3 separate regions of the Homo sapiens genome follow, and regions 2 and 3 are each linked to region 1. The links are chromatin contacts, found by Hi-C or POLR2A ChIA-PET in ENCODE. All regions are on one chromosome and are shown on one strand. Each heading gives the region's core, a stretch centred on a gene start or an enhancer-like site at or near the end of the contact. The rest is flanking DNA. Distances are from core to core; before and after follow the strand shown. Region 1 overlaps LDLRAD4 (low density lipoprotein receptor class A domain containing 4). Region 2 overlaps LDLRAD4 (low density lipoprotein receptor class A domain containing 4). Region 3 overlaps LDLRAD4 (low density lipoprotein receptor class A domain containing 4).

Region 1 (3,740 bases), core at 891-3,390:
CCTTGCACAGAGCAAGCACCTGTGCCAGTACCTGGAGCTGCCTGCCCTGCTGCAGCAACCAGCGCACCTGGCTGTGCACAGTGGCTGGACCTTGCACTCACTTGCTCACACACCCCTCACCATTCTGTGCCTGGCTTGCCCTTGGCAGGTGTGGGATCTGGGCCAGTAACGTGAGCTGAGCGCAGCCTGCCAGGGGAAGTGGGCAGGATGAGCCCAGTGGGCATGAGCAATACTCAGGCAGAAGGCACCACCAGCCACAAAGGTTTCTGACTGGCGAAGTGACACCCTAAGGATCCTGTGACAATACTATTTCTGCATCAACTGAGATGATTGTGGGACAAGAACTTGGGACCTGCTGAATGAAGTTTGGGACCCCCAACTTCATTCTGTTAATGTAGTGTATGACACTGACTGAATTTCATGTATGGAACCATCCTTGCCTTCTGGGAATAAATCCCCCACTTGTTGATGATGTATAATCCTTTTACTTTTTTAAATTTAATTTTTATTTAGTATTATTATTATTTTTGAGACAGAGTCTCGCTCTGTCTTCCAGGCTGGAGTACAGTGGCACGATCTCAGGTCACTGCAACCTCCGCCTCCCGGGGTCAAGTGATTCTCCTGCCTCAGCCTCCCGAGTAGTTGGGATTGCAGGTGCGTGCCCCCATGCCTGGTTAATTTTCGTATTTTTAGTAGTGACAGGTTTCACCATGTTGGCCAGGCTGGTCTCGAACTCCTGACCTCAAGTAATCTGCCTCCCTTAGCCTCCCAAAGTGCTGGGATTACAGGTGTGAGTCACTGTGCGCAGCCAGTATAACCCTTTTAATATACTGCTGAATTTAGTTTGCTAGTATTTTGTTGAGGACTTTTGCATCAATATTTATAAGAAATATTAGTCTATGGTTATCTTTTTCTGCTGTGTCTTTGTCTGGCTTTGGTATCAGGAATGCTGGCCTCATCTCATAATGAGTTAGGAAGTGTTCCCACCTCTTGAAATTTCTAGAAGTTTAAGAAGGATTGATGTCAATTCTTTAAATGTTTGGTAGAATTCACCACTGAAGCCATGTGGTCCAGGTTGGAGATTTTAGACCATTGGTTCAATCTCCTTACTAGCTATAGATCTATTAAGATTTTCTATTTCTTCATGATTCAGTCTTGGTAGGCTGTTTCTAATATCTTTTCATTTCATCTAGGTTATCCAATTGGTTTGCATACAATTGTTCGTAGCACTATTTTATAATCCTTTTCATTTCTGTATTTATTGGATCATTTTTCTTCCAACCAGTACATCTCATATTATTAAAGGACAGTCGTCTGCAGCCATGACTTACTGAGGGTTCCCTTGTGCTGCACCATGGGCTGTCGCCTGCTGCCATGCGTCCACGTGTGCAAGGCCACACCACGCCCGAACCCTGCTGGGCTTATGCTCTCAGCTACACTCTCCTTTCCACACACACACAGAGGACCCCAGGAATGATCAGATGTGGGGACTGGAAACAACCAGGGAGAGCACTGAACACAGTGTTTTCCACCATGTGCTTTGCAGCCTCTTAGAGAGCTGGAAAATCCATTTAAGTGGGTCACAGCCAGCATTCCAAAAACTGAAACAGAACAGAAATGATCTGAGCACACTGTAAGTATTGTTTTGTAAAACCTCTGCCTTAATTGCATTATAGGAGGCTTTTGTGTTGTGATATAAAATGTATTTCTTACTGTTCTTCATGGCAAGATACAGATTGAAGGCCTCCGAATGAAGCCAGTTATCCCTCATTTTAGATGGGGGGAAACTGAGGACAGAGGGCATATTCCTCTCTAGGCACCTCGGTCAGTCTGCGGTAAAGCAAGACTACTGCTGGGTATTCTGATTCTACCCAAGGGCTAACCTCCCAGTGAATGAATGTATTTTATGGCCTCAAATAGTTGGAAATCTATTTTTCCCCTGTTCCACAGTGAGAATTTCAAAGAAGAGGTGAAATTGATCTTTGGATATTCAGCAACACCTTTGCCTTCTGATAAAATCAATTTTCCCTGTTTTCTCCCTTTTTTCATGCAGCCTCTCCACCATCCTGATATTTTATCACTACCGTCCTTTCCACTCTAGATGGCAGTCACAGCCTGGATGTGAGGCCAGTACCCCTGGCTGTCAGAGACTGCACCTCCCCCTTTCTTCCTCCTGGGGAATCCATCATCAGACTTCTCAGATTCAAGATCCCCCAACTCTGCTCAATCTAGGGCACGTCCCTTAAGAGAAAAGACAAATCATCTAGGAAGGTCTGCTGGAAGAAAAGGAAGGGAATCCTTTCTATTTCTGGGACAATGCAATGGGCTAGCGGGGAAAAGCAATATGAGGTGCCTCTCCCAGCTTGGTGCTGGGGTTAGTGAGCAATCGGACTTCAAGAGGAATCAGCCTGGGAATGAGAAAGTTCCAGGCAGCAGGAAAATGTGGAACCACACAAGATCCAGGCAGGCATCATCCTGATTTCAGCACCAGTTGCCTCGTCTCACATGTGAGAAGAAGTCAGAGCTCAGAGGGGATTTTCTGTGACCTTCACCCAAGGTCACAGAGCTGCTGGGGCTTTGCCAAGAGCCAGACCCCAGCCTGGTGAGCCTCCCCAACAGGGGCCACCCAGAGTTATGATCATTAAGATAATTTTTAATCTTCTTCTCTTTTTTTTTTTCAGAACAAACCACACCAACTTTCAAGGACTAAGCAAAAAATAAACCAACAGATTTTACTATTAGATTATTAATGCTAATACCTTATATATTTAAAAGATTACTATAAATTTGTTGATAAAAATGTTCATACATTTTATTTAAAATTATTATTTTAGCCACCATAGAAACCATGTTCAAATGAATTACTCTGGGAGTCTATAGATGCCCAGAACATTACTGCCTTTAGCATCAGTTTACATGATCAGAGGATGTTTTGTAATTGCAAAGGTAATACATGAATACATTCTTACCATAAAAGTTTTACTGCACAGATCAGTGTTCCTTTGTCCTTACTTCCTTCCCAGGCACAGCTGTCAGTTTGCTGTGGGTCCTTCCTGACCTTTCTCTACAGATCAGTTTGTAACTCGGACGTCAGTCTCACTAATTGAGTCGTGCTTGCCTTTGCACCAAAATTGTATCATTTGGTTTGATCACCCATATAATGAACAAGACTTAACTCTAAATGGATTTTGGCTGGTACCAAAAATCAAATCTATCCCCAAGAGCAAAACTATTTGCTCTTTGCAAAGGAAGATTTGCCATTGTGGAGAAGCTTTTAAAAAATTTCCCTTGATTAAAAAAACAAACAAACAAATAAAAACAACCCAGTCAGGTGCAGTGGCTCAGGCCTGTAATCCTAGCACTTTGGGAGGCTGAAGTGGGAAGATCGTTTGAGGCAAGGAGTTCAAGACCAGCCTGGGCAACACAGTGAGATCTTGTCTCTACAAAAAATTTAAAAATTAGCCAGGCATGGTTGCGCGTGCCTATAGTCACAGCTACGCAGGAGGCTGAGGCAGGGGGATCAGTTGAGCCTAAATGTTCGAGGCTGCAGTGAGTTATGATCATGCCACTATACTCCAGCCTGCGCAACAAAGTGAGATCTTGTCACTTAAAAATAACCCCAAAACCTGAAGGTAATTCCCAAACATTCTGAGCAGTGCCAACATCAGTAGAAGGACTATTTGAGACACTGTCACTTTAAAGATAAGCATTGACTCTTCCAAAGCTCTGCCCACTGTGGT
Region 2 (3,740 bases), core at 637-3,136, 250 kb after region 1:
ATGGAAACAGACGTGACGCAGCCTAGTCAGTTCATGTTGGTGAAATAACTTAATCTGGCCACAGAAATCCAAGGAGATGCATATTTCAGCCGATGTCTGAAGGACAGAATGCAAAACAGTGCTGTCAGAGGATGGCTCTGGCGTTGATGTTACCGGCAGTGAGCAGACCCAAGAGTGTGACAGAGGAGCTCTTGGGTGTGACACACATCAAATGCCACCTGCGGGGCCCGGCACACTAAGCCTTCTGACGGGTAGTCCCGACTCGATGCACCTTCAGGGAGCACTGAGAGAGCTTCCTGACTTCCTGCAAGGCCAGGCGAGGCAGGATGTGAAAGTGCATCTGTCCCCAGGAGCAGCTGTCACAGAGGGCAGAGAACCCAGGGGAAGGCTGCCTGGTCTCTAACTAATGGGGCCACAAACCCCACCGCTGTGTTCTGGAGGCCTCCGGCCAGGCAGAAAGAGTTCATTAGACCAATTTCCACTGCCTTGGTAACGAAGGCCCGTGCGTGTGCTCTCACACAGGAAAAGCAAGTGAGGGTTATTCATGGGGAAAGCACCACAGACAGGTACCATGTATCCCGCCAGGCAGCCCAGGCAGCGGTAAAGATACGTGCCCTCCTGGAAGACAGAACTGGCCCCTCTGGAACCGCGTGTGATAGAGCAGTCTTCCACAGCACCGGACGCCGAGGGTGTGCTGAGTTTGCTGGGCTTCAGAGGCACTGATCGGCAACTGCAGGAGCCGTCTCATCCTGAGCTGTGCCCTCACCCGCAGAAGAAGCCCCTGTGTATACCTGATGCTGAAAGGATCTGTCTGTCTTATATGTCCACCGTCAGATCCAGGCAGGAGAATTCCTGGGATCCACCAGAGAAAACCACAGGATGCCGCTGGCAAGAGGGAATATAACTGCCATGCTTGGCAGCTGACGCCGCTGTTCATGGGGATGCACAGGCTCTGAGAGGCCTTTCATGATCTAAGCGACCGTGGGCCGCGCCAGCCTGACCGCCAACTTCCTCTGCACGGAAAGTCATGTCTTCTTTAGATTTTTCTTTTTCCCTCTCAGAATCTGGCCCTTATTTATTCCCTTCCCCACTGGAGTTGACAAGTAGGAATCGATTTATTCCAACCCCTACTCTGCATGGAGACCTAAGCACATTTCTTCAGACAGAGGCCAGTGCCCGCACAGCCTGGGAGGACAGGCAGGGAGGGGCAGCTTTCCCGCAACAGACAGCAACCTCGTGCCTACCCTCCCTCCCAGAGTCTGATGAAGTGAACACAGTTCCCTCAAACGGCAAGAACGAGGACTTGATTTCACTCCTCCAAGGAAAGTAAGCTGCTGCCACTTTCACCAAGATAATCTGGGCCACTGCTCCCCAAATATCCCCAATACCCCAGGCAATCACCAAAACTACCCTCTATTTTTACTTAAAAACTAGATAATTAACAAATACACTTGAAATCGGGAAACACACATACGCCGGTGGACAAGACCAGTGTTGAAGAGCAAGGCGCTGGCGGGCGGGAGGAAACGAGGAGGAGAAGGCCTCCCACCAGGTGCAGGCTCCCTGGCAGGGAGGAAGAGGGTGCTGTTCCCTGACTGTACAGAGGGAAGGGAGGGAAAAGCAGAGCACCATGATTGCCCCAGTAAACTCCACTCCATAACTGAACACTCAGAGCATTCACTCAGGCCAGGGCCTGCTTAGATTAGAATTTAGCTTTTCATCTTCAAATACTTAAATAGGTCAGCATCACTTTACTTTGTCCTTACCACCAACCCAAGCCTCCCCATCTCACTCAGCTTCGGCCCTGCCCTGACCCAGCAGGCCCTCATTTCCAGCCCAACACACAGAGCCAGCTGTGACTCACTCGCACTGCCGAGCCACAGGGATTCCCCACGTCGGAGACATCACTCCTATCGAAATGACTCATCTCCTCACTTCCTTTGAATAAAAACATGTTATTATGTTCAATAAAACCATACAAGAAATAATAACTAAAGATGGCATTTAAATAACTTATACCAACACCTAAAAATGGCTTCCTGGAGGAAAAGGGAATGACTGGCATTTTCAAGGATATTTTCAGACCTCCTCCTTTTCTCCTCCTTTTCCACCGGCCTCTCCTCCAGATGAGTCCTGGCTGCATTCAGAGCTGCACGGACCCCTGGCCTAGAGGTAAACTTGGGCAAAGCAGGTTTTACAGTGAGCACAGAGGCTGCCATCAAAATCTAAAAGCAGTCTAGCTGCTCCACTACCGTCCCCTTCCCTTCTAGTTCCCATGGAAACAGACCTCAGATCGCCAAAAACCGGGTAAAGATAGCACCATGCCCAGTGTTCCCGCAATCTGTTTCCATGGGAACAGGAAGGGAAGGGAGTGGAGGCTGGGTGGCTAGACGCCTGCAAATCTCCATCCCCGTCATGGGGCTGCAGACGGCACCTACACACAGGTCCAGGGCCTGGGGTGCTCTTTAGGAATAAGATGTCCACTTGGGGATAGAGTCCTAAAGATGAGGCTCCCAGCAGCTGGGCTGTGTAATTGAAGCTGCTGCAGACTTCCAGACACACACCTAGCAGGTGCTGGCCTTCTCAATCGCCCCTCAGCCAACAGGGATGACCATTTCAGAGCACGGGTCCCACTCCTGGCTGGGTGGCAGAATCACCCCAGACCAATTGAATCACTATCTGTCGGGGCTGGGGCAGGACTCTGCAGTGTCTCATCAGCTCCAAAGGTGATTCTGATGCACGGCTGTTCTGGGAAAGCGAAGATCCAGACCAGAGCTTCCTGAGATTAAGGTGCCTGCAAATTCCGGGGATGTGGTGACTGCAGATTCGGTTCAGCAGGTCCGGGGCAGGGCCCAAGAGGCTGCATTTCCAACCAGCTCCCAGGGGATGCTGATGCTGCTGGGGACCACATCTAATTAGTGAGATTCTAGACTCCAGGTTCTTTGGCTCTAGAACCTTCTCCACAGACCAACAATGGACAGACAGCCACTCCTGCATGAGAGCTTGCTCCCATCGGCAGCCTGCAGTCCATGACCCAGCTCTGGCCTCCACAGGAGACTGTGTGGGGTCAGGGCTGAGAGGGCTCCGGCCTCCATAGGAGCCTGTGTGGGGTCAGGGCTGGGAGGGCTCTGGCCTCTGCAGCATCCTCTGCTACCTGTGCTATCCCAAGAGACGACCTATGTGGGTCAGAAGGTAACAAAACAGCCAACATTTACGTGTAATTATCAGGGACACATGACATCACCTCCAAGTGTGATTTCTCTAAAAGGTAAAAGCAAATTCCACGTGGTTGAGGATCAAACGTACACATTTTTTCTAAATATTTCACACATTTCCACACGTTTGCATGGTGGAAATATGTGAAATATTTAGAAAATATTTATAAATGTAGACATATTATCAAAGAAGAATGGAACTGTACACGTGTCATTTTAAAAGAAATGAGAGAATTTTGGAAAACTCTGGAATTTATTATAAAAAATAACTAAGGTAGCTTTAAAATCCAGTCTAAATGAAAATGTACAAGGTAAAAGTATACTCCACGTTTCAGCTAAAAGTGTGCTGTGTCACAAAAAAGTAGCATTTATTTCTACACTGAACTGCAAAATACCACATAAACTGCCAGGTACTATTCAAAAGCAAGTTACTGATTTTCTATCCATTTTGCTTAAATATAAAAGGGGAGCTATTTCAGTTTGTTTTACTAAATACACTGTCTCCTTCAAAATGCATATATTAAT
Region 3 (3,740 bases), core at 826-3,325, 130 kb after region 1:
ATCACAAAAGGCATCTGGACACAGTCCCAAGAGCTGGTGAATCGGTCAGGACCAGCACAGAGGCTAGTGGGACAGAATTTTAAAAGATGTGGCACCAGCTGATAAAACCTAAAGCACTAAGTAGTAAGAGTATCAAAACTGACAGGACACGTAACTTTAAGTCAGGAGCTAAAGAAAACACAGGAGAGCTGACAATCAGAGCAGCTGAAATGGTTTTCCGTACCTCATTGCAAAAACTTTCACAATGAGTATTTGCTACTCTGGTGACGGTTCAAAGCCTTCCGCGAATTTGCAGCGTTACACAAGATGTCACTTTCTCCCCTCAATTTGCCTACGGCACCTACCCGGACTTCTCAGCTGTGTAGGCACCAATTTCAAAGAGGTCTGAAGCCAGTGGAGTAAAAGCATTTTAAGTGTGATGTTTTCTTAGGTTGAACATATCAAACACACATTTCTAGTACAATTCCAAATGTTTCAAAATATTATTTTAGTTGTTAAGAATCTTGAAATGAAAGCTCTGTTATTACAGAATGCCCCTGTTTTTATCATGCATTAAACCAAACCAACCCCCACCCCATTCCCTGGCTCTCAGAGAGAGGGACATGCGTGTGTGAGCGAGTGTCAGGCGTCCTGTGCACACACAGGCACGTCATGTTTCTCCTCTCACTCCGGACCCCTTGGGTTTCTATGGATTATTAATAATACCCACCCACCTGGCTGGCAGACTTTTCACAACACACCCTACAAGATTCTGCAAAAAAAAAAAGCAACACAATTTGAAAATACACAATGCCAACCTCCGGAGGAGGGAAAGAGAAAGAAAGGAATTAAGGGTGAGACCCAGACAGACAGACAGACAGACAGGCTCAAGGAAACTGTGTTCCCTGGGGTCTGGGCCATGCAGCCGTCGGCAGGTACTCAGCTCTTCTCGGCGCAGACTTGCTTAGCATGGCAATCGGCTGTCTGCCCAGGAGGATGAGGTAATGTCTAGGTTTAATGCCAAAATCTCTCTCACTGGCAGGACACATCGGGTAAATATTTCTACTGCAGGAGACCACATTCATTTGATGCTACTGCCAGTTTTATTATTGTTATTATGCTCATTAATATTAATACTCAGCCACTGTACCTATTTAAGATTGAAGAGGAGAAAGGCAAGGTTTTGCTGAAATCATGATAGCAGGTGCAGGGGGAAGAAAGTAGCCCCTACTCCACCCCCCGGCCTCAATCTCCCGCTAACAACAGTTACAGCACCAGCCTTCTGCAATCCCTTCCATCATCCTCAGCTGCACAGAGACCCCCTGCAACTTCCTCTCCAGGTGGCTGTAAATCTGGGACCTAGCAGTGACAATGGGTTTGGGGCGGGTGGGCATGAGGGGCTTGAAGGCTCCTTGAAGCGACCTTCCTAGTTATAATATTTGAAAATGTAGAATAATTTATGGGTCAGATTGCCAATGGTTCCTTCTCCTTTCTAAAAACCAATTCTGAATTTGCTTCACCATATTTTTGATGATGTGTTTTATGGCCTCACAAACTCCCAGCTGGTTCCCTCGATGATCTCGTCTCTGTGGTTACTGTCAACAATCCACATTCGTGTTGTGGCATATCATCTTACAGAAGCATTTAAAGCAGCTCAGGGCTTCTTTCCTCTGATGTAGATTTTCTCCATTGTTACTCAACGAGGCTCTGACATCAGCCTCCTTTCAGTTCAAAAGACAGGACGTTTTTCTGGGAGTCAGGAACTGAATGCAGAACTTCCCGCGGGCTTCACAAAGGACCGCCGAAAGGGACAGTCACACACTGCCATGGATGTGGTCTCCTCTCTGAGGAGCTGGGAATAACGCTGCCCTCCCACAGGCGCTGCTCCCAGGAGGGGCGGGAAAGCATGATGCCAAAGGGCAGTTTCAAAACTGGGCCCCGGGGAGCAGCAGCGTTAGGTGTGGACAACATGAAAAAGCACCTAAGACCCAGTGCTGTCCTGCAATGAGACAGAGACGCGGCCACTGTCCCGCACAGCCCCACGGGCAGAGGAGGCGCTCCAGAGGAGGGACTTTGAGAGACGACGCAATGTGCCTGCTGTGGGAAGTCACAAGACAGCTGCTATTCCCGGGCCGTCAGGGCCAGGCCAGCCTGGCTAGCTGCTGAGAGGGTCTGCACAGTGACTCCATGAGGTTAGCAAAATATATATATTTTTAAAGCCTAGCAACCTTTCCTAAACATTTTTTTTTAATCACCAAAACATCACATTGTAAGGAGTTTCAGATTATTCCCAACATTTCCCAATGTCAAGTCTTGGACAACATGTCTGCACCAAACATGTGCTTCTAAATAGAAAACCGAAAGTCCCTGTCAATCAGGAAGGTAACACTCTGGAGAGGAGGAGGAAAGGAAGTGAGACAGTGCTGGTGTCTTTTGTCATTAGGACAGTGGAGATGCGGCTGCTTGACCCAAGCAGCATACTGGAAGGACAGCTGAGAGCAAAAACGGAAAGGGAGCGTGGAGGTTTTCACAGCAGGACGTGTGTGGGCAGAAGGATTCTCCAGTGTCCACAGCAGGATACGTGTGTGGAGATGGATTCTCCAGTGTCCACGGCTGGACGTGTGTGGCAAAAAGGATTCTCCAGTGTCCACGGCGGGACATGTGTGGAGATGGATTCTCCGGTGTCCATGGCAGGACGTGTGCGGCGAGAAGGATTCTCCAGTATCCACAGCGGGACGTGTGTGAGTAGAAGGATTCTCCAGTGTCCACGGCAGGATGTGTGTGGCGAGAAGGATTCTCCAGTGTCCACGGTGGGAAGTGTGTGGCGAGAAGGATTCTCCAGTGTCCACGGCGGGACGTGTGTGGCAAGAAGGATTCTCCAGTATCCACGGCGGGACGTGTGTGAGTAGAAGGATTCTCCAGTGTCCACGGCAGGACGTGTGTGGCGAGAAGGATTCTCCAGTGTCCATGGTGGGAAGTGTGTGGCGAGAAGGATTCTCCAGTGTCCACGGCAGGACGTGTGTGGCAAGGATTCTCCAGTATCCATGGCGGGACGTGTGTGAGTAGAAGGATTCTCCAGTGTCCACGAAAGGACGTGTGTGGCGAGAAGGATTCTCCAGTGTCCACGGTGGGAAGTGTGTGGCGAGAAGGATTCTCCAGTATCCACAGCGGGATGTGTGTGAGTAGAAGGATTCTCCAGTGTCCACGGCGCGACGTGTGTGTGAGTAGAAGGATTCTCCAGAGTCCACGGCGGGACGTGTGTGGTGAGAAGGATTCTCCAGTGTCCACGGCGGGATGTGTATGGCGAGAAGGATTCTCCGGTGTCCACGGCAGGACGTGTGTGGCAAGAAGGATTCTCCAGTGTCCACGGCGGGACGTGTGTGGAGATGGATTCTCCAGTGTCCACAGCAGGACATGTATGGCGAGAAGGATTCTCCGGTGTCCACGGTGGGACGTGTGTGGCGAGAAGGATTCTCCAGTGTCCACGGCGGGACGTGTGTGGCGAGAAGGATTCTCCAGTGTCTACGGCTGGGGACATGTGTGGGGAGGATTCTCCAGTGTCCACGGCGGGACGTGTGTGGGGAGAAGGATTCTCCAGTGTCCACGGCGGGATGTGTGTGGGCAGAAGGATTCTCCAGTGTCCACAGTGGGACACGTGTGGCAAGAAGGATTCTCCAGTGTCCACAGCAGGACGTGTGTGGGGAAAAGGATTCTCCAGTGTCCACAGTGGGACACGTGTGGCAAGAAGGATTCTCCAGTGT

The links. A loop is a pair of places that touch in the nucleus more often than their neighbours do. ChIA-PET counts read pairs that join two places held with the same protein, here RNA polymerase II (POLR2A). Pooled maps may share reads with other maps.
Region 2: a map of sigmoid colon shows a loop between it and region 1 (4-fold over the local background). The contact joins two enhancer-like sites. A Hi-C loop is called at or near these places in 3 of 168 maps with a recorded cell type or tissue (chondrocyte, sigmoid colon and transverse colon), 1 of 37 single-sample maps with no recorded cell type and 11 of 50 pooled maps. POLR2A ChIA-PET finds 5 or more read pairs at or near these places in 1 of 52 experiments (activated CD8-positive, alpha-beta T cell).
Region 3: a loop to region 1 is called in a pooled map, with 4 times the contacts of the local background. The contact joins two enhancer-like sites. A Hi-C loop is called at or near these places in 6 of 50 pooled maps. POLR2A ChIA-PET finds 5 or more read pairs at or near these places in 2 of 52 experiments (CD4-positive, alpha-beta T cell and PC-3).

What each region holds. Positions count from the first base shown.
Region 1 is chr18:13,628,716-13,632,455 of GRCh38, reverse strand. All of the region lies in intron 5 of LDLRAD4 (low density lipoprotein receptor class A domain containing 4), which reads right to left. Among named protein-coding and RNA genes, the nearest start is that of MIR4526, 19 kb to the right of the region's middle. Within about 2 kb of position 2,140, at least 5 of the 41 ENCODE cell types and tissues checked have a DNase peak (open chromatin) inside an H3K27ac peak, as active enhancers do.
Region 2 is chr18:13,373,602-13,377,341 of GRCh38, reverse strand. The region is part of intron 2 of LDLRAD4 (low density lipoprotein receptor class A domain containing 4); the gene reads right to left. Among named protein-coding and RNA genes, the nearest start is that of LDLRAD4-AS1, 52 kb to the left of the region's middle. RefSeq lists enhancers at 1,895-2,024, 1,025-2,224. Within about 2 kb of position 1,886, at least 18 of the 41 ENCODE cell types and tissues checked have a DNase peak (open chromatin) inside an H3K27ac peak, as active enhancers do.
Region 3 is chr18:13,498,611-13,502,350 of GRCh38, reverse strand. All of the region lies in intron 4 of LDLRAD4 (low density lipoprotein receptor class A domain containing 4), which reads right to left. Among named protein-coding and RNA genes, the nearest start is that of LDLRAD4-AS3, 29 kb to the right of the region's middle. RefSeq lists an enhancer at 1,454-2,111. Within about 2 kb of position 2,075, at least 15 of the 41 ENCODE cell types and tissues checked have a DNase peak (open chromatin) inside an H3K27ac peak, as active enhancers do.